2 separate regions of the Mus musculus genome follow, and region 2 is linked to region 1. The links are chromatin contacts, found by Hi-C or POLR2A ChIA-PET in ENCODE. All regions are on one chromosome and are shown on one strand. The core of a region is the stretch at or near the end of the contact, and the rest is flanking DNA. Distances in the headings are between cores, read along the strand shown. Region 1 holds the start of Slc11a2 (solute carrier family 11 (proton-coupled divalent metal ion transporters), member 2). Region 2 holds the start of Letmd1 (LETM1 domain containing 1).

Region 1 (5,453 bases), core at 669-3,168:
GGAATTGATGGTGAGGCTCACATACAGGTGCTTGCTGTAGCAGAAATGAAGCCATCTGATAAACAGCACCACCCCCGCCCCACAAGCTCTTGGCTTCAAAATCAAACAGAAAAAGATCCTACTTTGTGGAAGGAATTCTCTCTAGTCACTCACTGAGTCACAACTGAACCATAGCTGCTCACTAGCCCTGCTGATTGATGATGCAGCTTCTGCTTTCCCGAGAGTAGAATCTCTCCTCTCCGAGATTCACATCCAGCTTCCCTATTCCTCAATGGGAGGAGCTGACACGATGTTCAGGAATTCCCCTTCTGAGTCCCACAGACCTTCCCGGAACACGAGAGAGCATGTGTGCTGCAGTCATCTGCCTTTTAGGTCTGTGTCCAAAATAAACTCAGCCCAAGCAAGACTGAGTAAAATAGCTAACAAAAAACACCAGTGAAATCTCAATGTTACATTTACCAGCAGAGCTACTGCAGGAAACAGCCTAAAACGTTACTTAACCACCCCATTCAATAAACTCAGCAGAAGCCAAGTTTGAGTGGTAAAAGTCTGTGATCTCAGCAGAGGCAGGAGGATCACTGTAAGCTAGAGGACAATTTGGTCTACACTGCAAGTTCAAGGCCAGTTAACGAGAGGTAGCCAGATCTAGTCTCAAAAAGACAAAGAGTAAGAAGGTACTGTCAGCACCTTGCATCTCTTCACCTGTAATTAGATGCACTTGCAGACTAACAGTATGGCTAGAAAGCCTTGCCTGGAGGACCTTTGGCAATAGCCCAGGGGACTCAGGGCAAAGACTACTGAGAAGGTTAAAGTCTTTAAGGAAACAGCAGGCACAAGCAAGCAGTAATTTAAAAAAAAAAAATACCGGTCAGCAGGAGACTGCCCTAAGCACTTTACCTGTATTAACTAACAACACCAACAGCCCTGACAGACCCAACCTTCACCACCACCACCACCACCACCCCATCCCCCCACCCCACCTTTAAGTGTGGACCGCAGGAAAGCTTAAGGAGCCTGAACCAAAAGTTAACACAGCCAAGAAGTAAGGAGACTTGGTCAGGGTGGAGAATGCCACGGTGGACAACGTGGACAGTTTCCCGTGGTTTCCCCACGGGTCACATGGAAGCTCTCGGATGCCCACCGGCCCTCACCAGCTCTTCTCCCATATTTTGCTTTTGCTGCCTTAAATCACACCGTTGAAAACCAAGGGATAACCGAGTGTCTCCATTTTATACAGCGGAAACTCTACTTCTGAGGATGCCCTTCCAAATATGATGTATCCAAGAAACGGACAAAGAATCCAAAGGTGGAATATCAAACAAATGAGTTTGCAAACTACCCGGCCTAGGACGCCGCTGAGAAGGGGAGTATCCATCGCGTGCAAGTGTCCCTGAACGAGGCCTTGGAAGGCGCAGGGTCCCAGGCTGCACACACAGCCGGACAACCGAGCAGCACTCAACCGCGAGGCCTGAGGCCTTCGGGCAGACCGCGCAGCTCCCGCAGCCGCTGGGCTGACAGGGCGCTGCGCTGCAGGGCACCCGGGGCTCCGGGAGGGCACTGCGGTCGCACCCCCCGGCCGGCCGGCCGCGGAAGGGTGGTCCGGTGTCCCGGGTGGCGGTGAAGAGCCGAGGCCCGTGATCGTCGGCGCCTATGCTGAGCCGGGAGCCCTCCCGGTCTCCTCGGGATACCGGGTTCCCTCCCCGGGCTCGCCGCTGCGCCCTCCCCGCAGGCTGCTCCAGCCCCGTAGGTCGCCGTCCGAGCCCCCTCGCACGCCCGCGCACAGCGGGCCGCCGTAACCCCTGACCCTGCCAGCACCCCGGCTTACCGGCTCCGCCACCTCCACACACGCCGCGCCGGCGACTCCATATCCCAGGAGCCAGCGGCGACCCAGTCAACCTCCTGCCCTCCCGTGATTGGCCGGCCGGGCGGGAGCCCCCCTCTCCTGATTGGCTGGACTCCTGCAGCTGCGGGATTGCGTGGCCGGCGGACCGGGAACGGAGGCTCCGCCCATCCGAGCTGCCTGGGGGCGGGGCCTGAGCGGGGGCGGGGCTGATCCGGAGGCGTGATTCCGCCGGGCGCGCCACGGTCCTCGCAGTTCAAACCTTCGGCGTTCTTATATTGGCAACTCCCATCCCCGGAATGCTCGGGACATATACATTTTTGTCATAGTTCCCGCCACTTCCTTTTAGGCAGCTACACGCCTTTTTCCTCCTAAGAGATGATAACTCCGAGAAACAGCTACACTCGATCCTAAGGCGCCATGGCAGTCCCTATTAGCTTCTTGAGCCACTGCTCGGTGCCCACTGACGCGCCAAGAACACCCCACGCCTGGGAGGAACCGAGAAACTTCGACCAGTGGAGCCAGTTCGGCTGCACCCGTCGTCCTACTCCCAAGACTCACAGTGATCCCACCTGGCTCTGTCTCTTCTCCACACATTTTATCCTGCCTGCCCCCAAAACAGTCCCACTCCATCCCCGGCCTCAGCCTCACCTCTTCGCAGTTTTATGACCTGACAACCCCCCGCCCCAAGTTGCCACCGAAAAGGACTTCTCGATTTCCCCTACAACAGTATAGATGACAGCCCTGTTTTCTTCATATAGAAACTGCCGGGAGAAATGTTCATTATTTGGTAAGAACGGAGATAGGAAGAAAGGGTAAACCCTAAAGATGGAAACTTTAAAAAAAAAAAAAAAATGACAGCAAAAGCAAACAGAAAGGCCCCTGGCTGGGGCTGCTGCTCTTCATACAGAATCGTCACCTGAAAGAAGAGAAACTACAAATTAATCTTGGCCGCCTCTCCAGCTCATCCGTGGCGTTGGAGAAAGGCTTCTTAAATGCCTTCGAGCCCAGAACCTTTCTTCTGGGACCTTCCGCTGCATCTAGAAAAGAAAGGGGCGAGATCTGTTTGTGTCAGCGTCCAGGTGTGCTCCTCGGCTGGCCAGCGTCCCTGGGCTGTGGCCACTTACTTAGCTCACAGTTGGGAGCAGCTGCTGCCGCCCTTGGCTGCTTCTTCCCCATGGTGCAGGACTGGTTTGGCTTTTCAGAGCAGCGCAGCCTCTATATATGCAGAGGAGTACGCCTCCCCTTGGCTAGAGAGAACACTTAAGGTAGGTCAACACTGAGGGAAAAATTTCAAACCGCACCCTTCAAAGCATAATCAAATTTCATCTTTGACCGGCCATGAGAAGGAGGAATTGTATTTCTGCCACTCCTAGTTATTAGTAAAAATTAATTGAGTTAAAAGTTTTCTTCTGAGATTTCATTTATGTGCCATTCGGCAGGGCAGGACGTGGAGGCGGGCAGTGGGTGCCCTGGCGGTAATGTAGTAAAGCCTTTTGTCTGGAGGCCACTCCCCTGGGAGTTGAAGCTGGGGTTCAGGGACTCACTCCACTGTAGATGAGCAGAGGACTCTGTCCCTGTGAGAAGGGAGGTGGAACCAATTAACCCGAAGCCTTGACAGCCCACATCCATTTTCCACTCAGTACGTGCCACACTGAAGTGATTATAAGACTTCAAAGTAAAGGTGAAAACGCCACCTGGTCTCTCCCTCCAGATCTGAAGGAGCCAAGGGCGGCCATTAGCTAGTCAATCAGTGATCTCCAGGCAGGGGAGCAAAATGGGCAGAACCAGAACTTAGTACCCGACAGAAAAGAAAAAGTCCCGAGGCAGCAAAACAGAAATCCAGGGCAGGGGTTTTTCTGTGTAGTAGGAAGAAAGCTTACAGAAAGAAGGGGGGCGGGGGGGTTGCCTCCTGGAAACAACTGGTGTACTTACCTAAGAACGAACAGAAAGAGCCGCTGACTCAGATTGCCGACACAGGCTGCACATTTAAGCAGCATGTCGGTTCTGGAAACCATGAGTTTTCTGAGCAGCGTCCCAGAGAAGAGTCTCCGTGCCTGCTCAACTCCTGCAAGTCCCAGGTTAAGAAGTGATCTGCTTCCAACTGTGGTAGCTATCAGACAGTTGCCTAAGGCAAAGTTGCCTTTGCAGATTAAGCTGAGGACAACTTGTCCTCAGAAAATAGAAGTGCCCATAAAACCATCCATGAAATCAAATCTGGCAGAGGAAAGATTTGAATTTATGAATTCTAGAAGAGAAGTAGGGATGAGGCATAGCTGAATGGTAGAGTGTGGGGCTCTGGGCTCCACTGTTACATCACACACACCAAATACATACACCACACACACATACCATACACTAAATACATACACCACACACACCAAATACATACACATACACCACACATATACACACATGACAAATACATACACATACACTACAAACACACACACCACACCAAATCCATACAAATACGCATACACCACACACATTACACACATGCCAAATACACACACCACATAGCAAATACATACACATACACCACACACACAAACTGAAATAAAAATCATGCAGGACTTGGTAGTAAACTCCTTTAATCCCAGCATTCACGAGGCAGAAGCAGGAAGGTCTCTGAGTTTGTGGCCAGCCTGGTCTACAGAGCAAGTTCCAGGATAGCCAAGACTACAAAGAAAAAACCTGTCTTTAAAAAACAAAACAAGAGCCGGGTGTGGCGGCGCACGCCTTTAATCCCAGCACTCGGGAGGCAGAGGCAGGCGGATTTCTCAGTTCAAGGCCAGCCTGGTCTACAAAGTGAGTTCCAGGACAGCCAGAGCTATACAGAGAAACCCTGTCTCGGGGGAAAAAATTGCAAAACTAAGAATGGATCTTGCACACAGTCTCCATGCGTCTCTCCTGCACACCCTATCCACTCTTGTTGCTCTGTTCCTTGATTCTCACTTAAGGTTGCCCCAACAGAACTGAATTATTTTCTATAGACACTGTGTTTCACACTTTACTGATTAATCTTCAAATGGAAGATAAAGGTTTCTGTCTCATGAGTCTGTGAGGATGAACAGATGTTTACAAAGGTTAGGTAATTTGAGAACTGACTCAGCTGTAAAGAGCCCTGGCTGCTCTTCCAAGGACCTGAGTTCAATTCCCAGCACCCACATGGCAGCTCACAACTGCCTGTAACTCCAGTTCCAGGGGAGCTGATACCCTCACACAGACAAACATGCAGGCAAAATATCAATACACATAAAAATAAATACAAAGAAGAAGGGGGAGGGGACATACTTAGCCAGCAAAGCTAGATTCAAACACCTGGCAGCCGGCACACAGTGCATCTCGTACACTGAAAACTATTCTCTTCCATTCGAATCTAGCTCAGAGACATCATGAAGCAGTCCATACAGGAGCCGTGACAGCACTTTTCTGCACAGATGTCAGCACCTACGGATAGCATTGGGTAATGTGGATCTCCCTGTGCCCCCCCCCCCTCCGCGCCCCAGAGAGACAGGGTCTCACTGTGTATCCCTGGCTGTCCTGGAACTTACTCTGTAGACCAAGCTGGCCTCAAACTCAGAAATTTGCCTGCCTCTGCCTCCTGAGC
Region 2 (5,638 bases), core at 43-2,542, 46 kb after region 1:
GTAGAATCCGTATCACATTTTTTCTTTTTGTAGTTTGTGTACATGTTTGCGCATGCCTGGTGTTGGATATGCACATATCTTTTTTTTTTTTTTTTGGACAGGGTCCCCTCTAACCCTGTAACTTGCTAACTTGGCTAGACTGGCTGGCTAGCAAGTGCCAGGGCTCCTCCTGCCTGGGTCTCAGCTCTAAAGAAGCTCCGGGTTCCCCTGCACAGAGGCCAGGACGTGGGTGTGTTGGGGGTGGGGTGGGGAGGCGGTCATAGGCACAGACCACCGTGCCCAGCTTTTGGCGTTAGAGTCAGGGATTGAACTCAGGTCCTTAAGCTTACTCAGCACTTTACCCAGGACGACCTCCCCCCCCCCGCCCCCCCCCCCACACCCTGGACTACACAAAATGCCCTCCCTTTAGTTTGTTCTCCCAGGCAGTGCCTTTCCATTTCTGTTAGAAAACCGTCTGTGACTGCGCTCGTGTCTCCTGGGAGTTCTATTAGCGAGCCGGAGACACCGTAGTTGAGGGACTTAGAAGCTACCTGAGAACCGAGAGAACCCATCTTTTGGTCATTTTCTATCCTACCTACCTACCTCCTCTTGCAGAGAACAGCTTTGCAACTGTTCAAACCACCAGCCCTCCAAACACGGAGATGTTCTACAGACGTGGGAGCTTTTGCAAACATGCAAACATTTCATCCTTCGATCTTCACAGAATTCTGCAACACAGGTACAACCCACATGAAGTTCACCGAAGTGACCTGTCCAAGGTCCCCCACACTAAACCTGACTGCAGACGCATGGCTTCAGCGTGCTTCACGTCCGTTAAAATGCCTATGGACACAAGAGGGCCGTCGACTCTCGCGGACAGCTGGACGCCTAGAAACCCTTCCGAGTTTCAAGTAGTCATTTCTCCAAAAAATATCCACCGCGCACCTACTCCGTGACAAGGGCGCGTGAGGACCAGAAAGCGAGGGTTGGAAAGGGGTTCTACACCTGCCGCCAGATTGATGGAGGGCGGAGCCCTGCCGGCCGCCGCCACTAGAGGGCGCAGCGCCACCCCGCGCCGCCGCCATCGGGGCCACGACCCCGGGCTCCCACAGAGGTCAAGGGCAGCGCCCGCGGCCCCGAGCCCCCAGGGACCGACGAGGGCACTGGGTTCCTCAAGGAGACGCCGTCCTCGGCTCACGATAGCGACCTCAGGCTGGGCCGGCGCTCGCTCCCTCGGGGAGGCTCGCTTCCGGTCCTGCGCGCGGAAGCGTCGCCGCGTCCAATCCGGGTCCCCGCCCGGGCTCGCCCGGGGGGCGCGGGGCGGCTCGCAGCCGCCTGTCGGCGTGGAGGGGCGGCGCGTGCGTGCTGCGGGGCGCACTCTGACCCGGAGACGACCTCTCTCCGCGCTCCCTCCCCTGCTGTGAAGATGGCGCTGTCCAGGGTGTGCTGGGCTCGGGCTGCTCTGTGGGGTTCGACTGTCGCCCCTGGACCCTTTGTCACCCGGAGGCTGCAGCTGGGCCGCTCTGGCCCTGCGTGGCGAGCCCCTCGGTGAGGGCCCTGGAGAAAGAAGAGCATTTTTGATGTAGAAGCCCTTCCAGCGGCTCAGCCTCCGCCTCTCGGGATCCCCTGCCTTGGGCCCTGGGTTTTGCTTTTCCATGCAGGATTCCCACCGAACGCCCGTCCCTGTCCCTCTCCGTACTCCGTGTCCACCCGATTGTCCCCGCACATCCTGAGCTCATCTTTCAGCTTCCCCTTCCCATCTCTCCATGGCTTCAGCTTGCATTCTCCTGGCCCCGCAGGCTTTGCGCACGCTCCACGCTCACACCTTTCTGCATGATCTGCCCCTCTCATACCAACCCTAACCCTGAGCTTGGGTTTTCAGAAGAGTTCTGGCAATCGCTCTCAGAAACCGTATGTTTACCGAGGGGTCCTACGTACCGAATGGCTTCTACTCCTTCGCAGATAGTCTCTTTGGTCTTCGTTGTAGGTCTTCAAAGCTTCACCTTTCTCCGAAGGCGGACGTGAAGAACTTGATTTCTTACGTGGTGACCAAGACAAGAGCGATTAACGGATCGTACCATCGTTTCTTGGGGCGTCATTTCCCCCGCTTCTATGCCTTATACACAACCTTCATGAAAGGTAAACGCTAACATTGAGAAGCCCGAATCTGCTCTTCTGCGTTAGTCACAGTCAGTGAGATTGCAATGTGCCGGGTCCGCTGCTGCGCTGTGAGTTGGGATGTCTTCTCTTCCGTCAGGGTTTGAGCATGAATTCTTACAAATTGTCACTGCCACCTCTTAAATATCCAGATGGATGTTATGGTAGACAAATCCTGACATCACTCGAGAGAGAGCAGAAGATGTAAATATATTCTCATTTCCTTAGAAATTCCTTGTCCTGCTCAGTGCAGACCAGACCCAGGGATTGTTATCATAAGGAAACCAGATTAAATGCTTTGTTTTAAACTCCTTAACACCAGGGCGTCATGGTCGATTAACCCTGAGAGCTCCCCAGCCAGGTAGTAACTCGCTGCTTCGTGGGGCGTGTTTATCACGTGGCCAGCTTAGATAACTTGTAGTGGAAATAGAACTGTAGACACTTGGTTTCTGAATGCTTCCACTCAAAGTGGAGGTCCGCTAGCTATGTTGAGATGATACCTATAATGTCACATGACAGCCCTGGAACCAAAATGCCGGATTCAAATCCCATTTGTGACTTAGACTGTGCACTGGCGCTAGTGACACTTACAGGGTCTTTGGTGTCTCATCTGTAAGGAGGTACTAGAACCTACCTGCTGATTACCTAGTTATGATTATTATTTAGTCATCTAGGAAGAGTGTAGCTCGGGCTGGCCTGGGGCTTTCTGTGTAGTGGAGGATGACCTTGAATTTCTGGTCTCTCTGCCTGCTGGGATGGTAATGCTGAGTGAGCCACCACACCTAATGGTGAAGAGTAGATCAACATATTTAAAAGGCTTAGAACATGGCCTCATTTATTTTAGTATGACAGCTCTATACCAAGTGTCCAATATGTGTTAACTTTTTCTATTGTTGTATTCTATACTTTTATCCACTAATAAAAAAAAATAGAACGTTGCCAACTCTGAATCTTACTCTAATCATTAGCGTCATGGAGTTTATCTAAGAAGTGGAGGTAACAATGGCTGCCTTGTTAGCCACGGGGGTTCTGTGTCTTACAGCCCCACAACCCAGCATCCCAAGGCAGGAGAATCAGGAGGTCTAGGCCAGCCTCAGCTACACAGCAAGGCTGTAACAACAAAAACAACAAACCCCCTCGAAACAAAATACTTAACGACCACCAATCATAGACACATATATGCCTTGTGTTATTTGAAGCCAACCTAGATAACATTTTGGAAGCATTAGAAGTGATTTTATTCATTTTATTTGTGTGACTGTCTTGCCTACATGCGTATCCGTGTGCTGTGTGCATGCCTAGTGCTCTCTGAGGTCAGAAAGCATTAGATGCCCTCGAGCATGTGTTCTGGATAGTTGCGAACCACCATGTGGGTGCTGGGAACCGAACCTAGGTCCTAGGTGACTGCAAGAGCAGTAAATGTTTAAACCTGAGTCATCATCTCTCCAGCCCTGGAAATAGGTTTTTTTTTTTTTTAAAAAACTAGAAAAACAAGGATTATCATAGATGGAAGATTCAGAATGGAATCATAGCAATATATCAAATCATGCAGCTTATAAACATGCCCCAGAAAGCAGCAAGTTAGTATCTAGCTGGGATGCACATAGCTCAAGTTTAAAGCCAAGCAATGAGTAATTCAGCTGGGTTATGTGCTAGGGGAAAGGATGGGGGGGGCGGGTCTGCGAGGCACAAGCTTCCTTGTCGGTAGAGCCGGGGAGGGGCCGGTGTGTGTGCATGTGAGTGACCACGGTAGGCGATTCAAACCGGGATAACACCACGTTCTGTCCTCCACTTTAATGGGGCAGGAATACAGATGTTATGGGCTGATGGCAAAAAGGCTAGAAGAATAAAGGCAGACATGTGGAAACAAAACCTAAAGTTTCATCAACTCTCTTACCGGGAGATGGAGCATTTGAGACAGGTACGGGCCGGGGACAAACACCCAGAAGCTCTCAGCGAGGTAACTGCGGAGAGCTCAGCTCGGCTTCCTTCCTTTCCTGTTGCTCACTGGTCAGACATTCCCCTTTGCCACGAGGGCGTCCAGTTGTTTTTGTCAGAACTGGGCTCGCTGAGAATGAAGCCCGCAGCAGGGCTATAGAGAATCCCAGGCGCACACTCTGATTAAATCTGTAATTAATAAAAAAAGAAAAAAGAAAACACCCCAGTTTGATTTTTAACACACAAAGATCTGCAGCGAGAAAGTGTTTGGCAGTGACCCGAGGAGCTGAGGTAAGAGCCAGGGGACATCCTGCATACCCAAGAGAGTTTACCTAGAGATCCCGATAAAAGGCCAGGCCTGGAATAACAAGAATCAACCTCTGAGGTTCCACCCTCAAGGAACTTACCACTAGGAGGCAGAAGTCGGCATGGCCCTTTTTTCTTTTCCTTTTCTTTTCTTTTCTTTTCTTTTCTTTTCTTTTCTTTTCTTTTCTTGTTTTTCGAGACAGGGTTTCTCTGTGTAGCCCTGGCTGTCCTGGAACTCACTCTGTAGACCAGGCTGGCCTTGAACTCAGAAATCCGCCTGCCTCTGCCTCCCAAGTGCTGGGATTAAAGGCGTGCGCCACCACCGCCCCGCAGCATGGCCCTTTTCGTAGGCTGCAGTATAAGCTCATTTTAAGTGAGTGGGATGGAGGGATTGGCCACATTATCAGGAACTCACCCCAGTTAAAATGGGATCTGTTTATTTCTGTTTAGTTCCGACGAGATATCACCAAGTGTCTCTTCGTTGGCCTCATCTCCATTCCACCCTTTGCCAACTACCTGGTCTTTTTGCTAATGTGAGTATATACTACCAGCAGCTTGAAACTATACATTTAGAAGAGTTTATTGTATTATTATTTTCATGTATATGGATGTCTTGTCTGCATATATGTCTGCACCACATGTGTACCTGGTGCTCTCGGTGACCAGAAGAGTGTATCAGATTCTTTAGAACTGCAGTTACAGGTGTGGGTGCTGGGAATTGAACCCAGGTCCCCTAGAAGAGCAGCCAGTGCTCTTAACCTCTGAACCATCTCTCCAGCTATGAAAGTACAGATTTTTTTTTGTAAAGATTAAAAATCATTTTGTCTGGTGTAGTCCCAGTGCTTGGGAGTTGGAGCATAAGATCAGAAGTTCAAGGCCAGCCTGGATTATAGAATGAGTTAAAGGCTAACCAGAGCTACATGAAACCTTTCTCAAGCAAATAAAAAACAAAAGCCGAGAAAACTATTCATTTTTAGTTACATTTTTATCTTTTATTTTTATGTATATGTGGTTGTATGAACATAATTATATGCATTACAGGATCCTGTGGAGCAGAAGAGGGCATTGGGTCCCCTGGAATTGGAGTTATAGATGGCTGTAAGCCACCGTGTAGCTGCTGGGAATTGAACCTGGGTCCTATGAAAGAGCAGACAGTGTTCTTAACCCCAGCTCCCAAGAAAATCATTTAAAAATTTTTTCATTTCTGAAGTTCAGAGGTCATCAAACTTCCTGCTTCAGTCTTTTCATTATTCCAAGT

The links. Hi-C counts contacts between places; a loop is a spot of excess contacts on that map. ChIA-PET counts read pairs that join two places held with the same protein, here RNA polymerase II (POLR2A).
Region 2: a map of left cerebral cortex shows a loop between it and region 1 (3-fold over the local background). The contact joins the promoter of Letmd1 here to the promoter of Slc11a2 in region 1. A Hi-C loop is called at or near these places in 7 of 37 maps with a recorded cell type or tissue (T-helper 2 cell, gastrocnemius, heart and 3 more). POLR2A ChIA-PET finds 5 or more read pairs at or near these places in 2 of 5 experiments (Patski and embryonic stem cell).

The regions. Positions count from the first base shown.
Region 1 is chr15:100,421,137-100,426,589 of GRCm38, forward strand. It overlaps Slc11a2 (solute carrier family 11 (proton-coupled divalent metal ion transporters), member 2), which reads right to left and starts at 1,919. Exons shown (of 17, transcript NM_008732.2): 1 at 1,826-1,919. Gm5475 (predicted gene 5475) reads left to right here and starts at 2,057. Exons shown (of 3, transcript NR_040351.1): 1 at 2,057-3,108; 2 at 5,227-5,309.
Region 2 is chr15:100,467,719-100,473,356 of GRCm38, forward strand. It overlaps Letmd1 (LETM1 domain containing 1), which reads left to right and starts at 1,293. Exons shown (of 9, transcript NM_134093.3): 1 at 1,293-1,527; 2 at 1,967-2,118; 3 at 3,942-4,057; 4 at 4,831-4,913. The coding sequence starts at 1,406. 5330439K02Rik (a long non-coding RNA gene) reads right to left here and starts at 649. Exons shown (of 3, transcript XR_001781773.2): 1 at 583-649.